Regions from separate parts of the Homo sapiens genome. Here region 2 is linked to region 1. A link is a contact called in ENCODE Hi-C or POLR2A ChIA-PET data. All regions are on one chromosome and are shown on one strand. Each heading gives the region's core, a stretch centred on a gene start or an enhancer-like site at or near the end of the contact. The rest is flanking DNA. Distances are from core to core; before and after follow the strand shown.

What was found. A loop is a pair of places that touch in the nucleus more often than their neighbours do. ChIA-PET counts read pairs that join two places held with the same protein, here RNA polymerase II (POLR2A). Pooled maps may share reads with other maps.
Region 2: a pooled map shows a loop between it and region 1 (4-fold over the local background). The contact joins the promoter of ICE2 here to the enhancer-like site in region 1. A Hi-C loop is called at or near these places in 4 of 50 pooled maps. POLR2A ChIA-PET finds 5 or more read pairs at or near these places in 2 of 52 experiments (PC-9 and T-cell).

The regions. Positions count from the first base shown.
Region 1 is chr15:59,802,327-59,805,973 of GRCh38, reverse strand. No RefSeq gene overlaps it. Among named protein-coding and RNA genes, the nearest start is that of BNIP2, 110 kb to the right of the region's middle. RefSeq lists a silencer at 2,042-2,091 and an enhancer at 1,824-2,352. Within about 2 kb of position 2,072, at least 3 of the 41 ENCODE cell types and tissues checked have a DNase peak (open chromatin) inside an H3K27ac peak, as active enhancers do.
Region 2 is chr15:60,477,391-60,481,037 of GRCh38, reverse strand. It overlaps ICE2 (interactor of little elongation complex ELL subunit 2), which reads left to right and starts at 1,896. Exons shown (of 16, transcript NM_024611.6): 1 at 1,896-2,035; 2 at 2,969-3,101. The coding sequence starts at 3,061. It overlaps RORA-AS1 (RORA antisense RNA 1), which reads right to left and starts at 1,860. Exons shown (of 6, transcript NR_120342.1): 1 at 1,640-1,860. RefSeq lists enhancers at 2,095-2,622, 2,945-3,064.

The DNA of each region.
Region 1 (3,647 bases), core at 823-3,322:
CCAGAGCTGAGTTCAATTCCTGAATATCCTTGTTAACTTTCTGTCTCGTTGATCTGTCTAATGTTGACAGTGGGGTGTTAAAGTCTCCCATTATTATTGTGTGGGAGTCTAAGTCTCTTTGTAGGTCTCTAAGGACTTGCTTTATGAATCTGGGTGCTCCTGTATTGGGTGCATATATATTTAGGATCGTTAGCTCTTCTTGTTGAATTGATCCCTTTACCATTATGTAATGGCCTTCTTTGTCTCTTTTGATCTTTGTTGGTTTAAAGTCGGTTTCATCAAAGACCAGGATTGCAACCCCTGCCTTTTTTTGTTTTCCATTTGCTTGGTAGATCTTCCTCCATCCCTTTATTTTCAGCCTATGTGTGTCTCTGCACGTGAGATGGGTTTCCTGAATACAGCACACTGATGGGTCTTGACTCTTTATCCAATTTGCCACTCTGTGTCTTTTAATTGGAGCATTTAGCCCATTTACATTTAAGGTTAATATTGTTATGTGTGAATTTGATCCTGTCATTATGATGTTAGCTGGTTATTTTGCTTGTTAGTTGATACAGTTTCTTCCTAGCCTCGATGGTCTTTACAATTTGGCATGTTTTTGCAGTGGCTGGTACCAGTTGTTCCTTTCCATGTTTAGTGCTTCCTTCAGGAGCTCTTATAGGGCAGGCCTGGTGGTGACAAAATCTCTCAGCATTTGCTTGTCTGTAAAGGATCTTATTTCTCCTTCACTTATGAAGCTTAGTTTGGCTGGATATGAAATTCTGGGTTGAAAATTCTTTTCTTTAAGAATGTTGAATATTGGCCCCCAATCTCTTCTGGCTTGTAGAGTTTCTGCTGAGAGATCAGCTGTTAGTCTGATGGGCTTCCCTTTGTGGGTCACCTGACCTTTCTCTCTGGCTGCCCTTAACATTTTTTCCTTCGTTTCAACTTTGGTGAATCTGACAATTATGTGTCTTAGACTTGCTCTTCTTGGGGAGTATCTTTGTGGCGTTCTCTGTATTTCCTGAATTTGAATGTTGGCCTGCCTTGCTAGATTGGGGAAGTTCTCCTGGATAATATCCTGCAGAGTGTTTTCCAACTTGGTTCCATTCTCCCCGTCACTTTCAGGTATGCCAATCAGACGTAGATTTGGTCTTTTCACATAGTCCCATATTTCTTGGAGGCTTTGTTCATTTCTTTTTATTCTTTTTTCTCTAAACTTCTCTTCTCGCTTCATTTCATTCATTTCATCTTTCATCACTGATACCCTTCCTTCCAGTTGATCGAATCGGCTACTGAGGCTTGTGCATTTGTCACGTAGTTCTCATGCCTTGGTTTTCAGCTCCATCAGGTCCTTTAAGGACTTCTCTGCATTAGTTATTCTAGTTTGCCATTCGTCTAATTTTTTTTCAAGGTTTTTAACTTCTTTGCCATGGGTTCGAGCTTCCTCCTTTAGCTCGGAGTAGTTTGATCATCTGAAGCCTTCTTTTCTCAACTCGTCAAAGTCATTCTCTGTCCAGCTTTGTTCCATTGCTGGTGAGGAGCTGTGTTCCTTTGGAGGAGGAGAGGCGCTCTGATTTTGAGTTTCTAGTTTTTCTGCTCTGTTTTTTCCCCATCTTTGTGGCTTTATCTACCTTTGGTCTTTGATGATGGTGACGTACAGATGGGGTTTTGGTGTGGATGTCCTTTGTTTGTTAGTTTTCCTTCTAACAGTCAGGACCCTCAGCTGCAGGTCTGTCGGAGTTTGCTGGAGGTCCACTCCAGACCCTGTTTACCTGGGTATCAGCAGCGGAGGCTGCAGAACAGTGAATATTGGTGAACAGCAAATGTTGCTGCCTGATCGTTCCTCTGGAAGTTTTGTCTCAGAGGAGTACCCAGCTGTGTGAGGTGTCAGTCTGCCCCTACTGGGGGGTGCTTCCCAGTTAGGCTACTCGGGGGTCAGGGACCCACTTGAAGAGGCTGTCTACCCGTTCTCAGATCTCCAGCTGTGTGCGGGAGAACCACTACTCTCTTCAAAGCTGTCAGTCAGGGACATTTAAGTCTGCAGAGATTTCTGCTGCCTTTTGTTTCACTATGCCCTGCCCCCAGAGGTGGAGTCCATAGAGCCAGGCAGGCCTCCTTGAGCTGCGGTGGACTCCACCCAGTTCAAGCTTCCTGACTGCTTTGTTTACCTACGCAAGCCTGAGCAATGGTGGGCACCCCTCCCCCAGCCTCGCTGCCGCCTTGCAGTTTGATCTCAGACTGCTGTGCTAGCAATGAGTGAGGCTCCGTGGGCGTAGGACCCTCCGAGTGAGGCATGGGATATAATCTGCAGCTGTGCCGTTTGCTAAGACCGTGAGAAAAGCTCAATATTAGGGTGGGAGTGACCCGATTTTCCAGGTGCCATCTATCACCCCTTTCTTTGACTAGGAAAGGGAATTCCCTGACCCCTTGCACTTCCCGGATGAGGCAATGCCTCACCCTGCTTTGGCTCATGCTCGGTGCACTGCAGCCACTGTCCTGCACCCTCTATCCAACACTCCCCAGTGAGATGAATACGGTACCTAAGTTGGAAATGCAGAAATCACCCGTCTTCTGCGCGTCGCTCACGCTTGAATGAGAACTGACGAGGGTTTGGAAATTATCCTCTTTCCTTCCCAGCTCCTCCCTAATTTCTAAATGCCAGCTTTTAAAGTGATTTTGGAAACATATTCAATTCTAATGCAGAGATTCAGCCTAATCTTTGAGTACAGTGCTGAATAAACCACCCTCACAGTGCATGTTTTCACTTCATTTCTTCTTGCGGCTTTCCTGAATAAACTAGCTTAAGCAATATCTTTACTCAAGTCCTATGTTCATTCAGTCCCTGATAGTTTAAAAGAATTAGCTTACTTCTTAGCAAAATTGTACTGATATCTGCAAAATTTTATTTAGTTCTGGTATAATTACTCAATGGGTAGGTTTGAGTTGTGGATACGGGTGTGAATAGACCATGACCTTCACTTTCCAGGAGCTCACTTGTCCAGCAAAATTACCAAGCCTGCCACTTATGTAATTTTAATATTCTAATAGTCATATTTTAAAAAGCAAAAAGAAACAAGTGAAATGAATTTTTACAATATATTTTGTTTAATCCAATGTATCCAAAGTATGTAATTGATATAAAAATTACTAAAGAGAGGTTTTTACATTCTTCATTCCTTGTTCTAAGTCTTCAATATCCAGCACATTGAACACATCTCAATTTGGATTAGTACATTCTTTCTTTCTTTCTTTCTTTCTTTTTTTTGAGACAGTCTCACTCTGCCACCCAGGCTGGAGTGCAGTGATGCAATCTCAGCTCACTGCAACCTCCACCTCCTGGGTTCAAGCAATTCTCCTGCCTCACCCTCCCAAGTAGCTAGGACTACAGGCATGCACCATCATGCCCAGCTAGTTTTTGTATTTTTAGTTTCACCATTTTGGCCAGGCTGGTCTCAAACTCCTGGCCTCAAGTGATCCGCCCAGCTCAGCCTCCCAAAGTGCTGGGATTACAGGTGTGAGCCACCATGCCCAGCCTTGGATTAGTACATTTCAAGAGCTCAATAAATCACATGTGGCTAATGGCTACTGTGTTGAACAGTACAGATCTGGGGCAGTGGTCTCCAAAGTGTGGTGCCCCTTATAGCTCATTGGAGCTTGAGAAGAAA
Region 2 (3,647 bases), core at 647-3,146, 680 kb before region 1:
AGCTTTTTTGTTTGTTTGTTTCCTAGCATTTTATTTCTTATGCAATAAAGTCAAACTTCCTTAGTCTGGCTTATAAAATCTTACGTGTTCTAGCTTCAACCAGTTTTTCCAACCCCTTTTCCTCTACTACTCTTCAGAGACCTTGCATTCCAGGCAAAATAAACTACCTATGGTTTCCTGTAGCATATTTTTTACATTAACATAATTTCTAACAATATTCTAAATCAGTCTAAAATGTCAGCCAGGGGTAGTGGCTCACACCTGTAATCCCAGCACTTAGGGAGGCCAAGGTGGGCAGATCACTTGAGGTCAAGAGTTAAAGATCACCCTGGCAAACCCCATCTCTACTAAAAAAAAAATACAAAAATTAGCCAAGTGTGGTGGCATGCACTTGTAGTCCCAGCTACTAGGGAGACTGACGCAGGAGAATCGCTTGAACCCAGGTGGCAGAAGTTGCAGTGAGCTGAGATCACACCACTGCACTCCAGTCTGGGAGACTCTGTCTTAAAATAAAATGTAGAACATGCTTCCCTAATAGCACACACTAGATTCTGTTTATGCAATAAGTTTATGCAGTTCCTTGTATTAAAAAAAATTATAGGAGGCCATTGTTTAGAACTTCTGCACTAGACCCCAAGAGACCAGACTAAAATAAAAATGGTATCACTCAGGCTCACCACACCGAAACTGAGTTATGTGGCCCTCCAAGAAATCAGGAGACAGAGGTAACAGGCCAGTTTCAATTTTCAATCAGCAAGATAATGAATTTCCTCTGTTTTAGTCCCTACAGCAAAGAGTAACTTGAAGTAACCTGATGTTAACCAATCAGTTATCTTTCTATTGTACTGTCTGTCTCCACCTTACCAGGAAAGTAACTTTGAAATGATCAATCTGCTTTTTGTTCTTTGTTTCTACTTTCTACAGACCTTTTTTCTGTCCGTAATGCCAACCTCCTCTGTTCCACTCATTGGGACACTCATTCCATTTTATGGAATGAAGTGTTGCCTGATTCCAGAATCGCAATAAGGCCAACTGAGATCTTTAGATGTGTCAAATTTTTGTCTTTTGACACTTGTGCTGGTCTGTCTAGAACGCCCTTTCTCTTCATTCCACATACCCACATTCTTCAAATGAGCTCACACGGCAGGTGCTCAGTGCAGCAACTGACATGTAAGTACTCAATACTATTCAAAACTGCGTTTTGTCCCTCACACTAGCTATTCCTCTCCCTCTAACCTCAATCTATACACCTTTCTTATGTAGTTTATTACTTTCTATTGTATTTAATGTAAATGTCTTAGATTGCCAGAGATCCAAAGCACTGGAAAAATCAGTATTCAGTCTTAGTCCATGTGTACCCAGCACCAAGCACAAAGTACTCTGTTTACGGTCAATAAATCTTTCCGTAATGGATGAGAACAAAACTAGTGTTTGAACTCACAGCTAAAACTGGATGGGGAGTGGAGCGGAGGTGAAGGAGCACTTAATGAGGCCCTACTATGTGCCAGGTACTGTGCAGAGCACAGCTTCTTCCTTTGTTTCATTTAATCCTTTCCAAAAAACCGTATGATGCAGCAGTAACAATTTCATCTCCATTTTACATATGAGGAGTTTGGGTTACGGAAGTCAGGAAACTTGCCTGAGGTCACAACCAAGTATGTTTGGGTCTTTCCAGTACCGCACTTGTCGCTTGTCCGCCTTCCAATTTATCACTCCCCTCCTCTCCCCGACGAAGGTCGAGGACTTTCTAGGAAAACACGCAGTCTCCAACCACTTCCGCCTGGCGAGCCCAGTCTCGCACTTCGCTGCCAGAACCACAGCGAGCGCTTGTGGCGGGAGGAAAGGAGGGGAGCAGCCGTCAAGACGCAAGGCCCCGCCCACTATGTCGCTGAGACGTCATCACGCAGGGCCGAGTCGGCGCGGCCACATCCTTTAAATATGGTCTTTTTTGGGCGCGCGCGACAATGTGAGGAGTGGGGTGGAGCGTGTGTGGTGTGTGGCTGCGGCCTGGGCAAGAGCCGCCGCGGACCATGAGGTGGGCGGAAAGGCTGTGTTGCAGCCCAGACGCGGACGGGAGGGCGCTGCCGGGCCAGCGGGCGTGCTCATGCAGGGGCGGGAGGAGGGAACATGGCGGCCGGGCCAGGACCCTTTGCTCCTGGCTCTGCGCGGCTCCTACCCCTGCTTTGCTTGCCCTTTTACCTGCTTTTCTGGAACCTTGTTTCCCCTCTCTTTGCGTCCCCTTTCCCTCAGCCGTTTCTTTTGCCTTCCTCGACTATTCCCCCCCAGCTCCACACTGGGTCGAAGTGTGAGAGGTAGATTAAGTGGGAGCCGGTCGGGCCCGTTCGGTGTCGAGAGACCGACTCCTAAATTTGATTAGGTTCTCGCAGGTCACTTTATCAGTCTGCCTGGGGTCACAGGAGAAGTACTGAACATGAGAGATCAAGCCTGATTTGTAGTCCTGATGATGTCTGTAAGTGATCTTGTGAAATGTCACTTAAGTTGACCTCAAGTCTTCTCAAATGTGAGGTTCTTTGTGAAAGGCCTAAGATTCCTGATATCGAGGTAGCTTTTGTCATAAAGTGCCTGCCAGAATCTGCCCCATAACAAAGCATGGTCGGGAAAACAAAAGATTTATTTTGGCAGTAAGGGAATGGAAAACTGAGTTGACTTCCCGTTCCATGCCATCAAGTGGCCTAGTATGTAAGCAATGAGAACACCGTTCTGTTTCAGCTCTTATTTCCATAGTGAGTGTCCTGAGAGTAACACTCCCGGCGTAGATTAAATGGAAAAGGGCTCGTCCTGTATCGTCATTGCTGCTCTGCTACAAAGAACCTTGGGTCTGCTGTATTCTGTTTTAGGTGCCACAGTCTGTTGAGGGTAGATGTTTAGGGAGAGATTCTTCCTCACCTAATAGCACCTGGCCTAGCCAATCACTTGCTTTTGATCTTGGCCTTTTGTTTTTACTCAGCTGAGTAAGTTCTGGAGGGATCCTGCCTCTTGGAGCCTTCGCAGCCAGGCAGCTGTGAACTGTGAGCTAGAGTGAAGCAGAAATCTAGGAAGATGAGCTCCAAGATGGTCATAAGTGAACCAGGACTGAATTGGTGAGTTGTAGCCACTTTGTAATCCACTGAAGAGGAGTGTAGTGGGGCTGATGGTTGACATAAGAAAATAGATTTCTGGCATAGAGAGATTTGGAGGAAACAGAAAATACAAGTTTAGGGTCTCAGAATTTACCCTATCCTCATCTTCACATACGGAATGCTAGAGTTATGGCTGACTGTACTTCCACTCCTATAGTGGAACAACACAGTTCAGCACTCAAATTATTTTTAGGTATAATTCCCTCAGGTATTTATTGTTGGTCTCCTGTGAAGGAGAGATACTGGAATTTTCTTGAGTCCAAGAACCTTGGCCCATTTCCATACAAGTAATAAAAAAGACCCTCTTTAAGAATAGACATGCTTTTTGTTATATTGAAATCTATATCAAATGATATAAATGCATAGACTGTATTTTAAAAGTGTATGAGAACTTTGCAAATAGAGAACCTGGTTAAATAATATAGTGGTTTTGTAGCCATCTAGCTAATACATGTGCTGCTTTAGTTCATTTTAACACACATTTACTAAGCCAGCCAAGGAGGATCA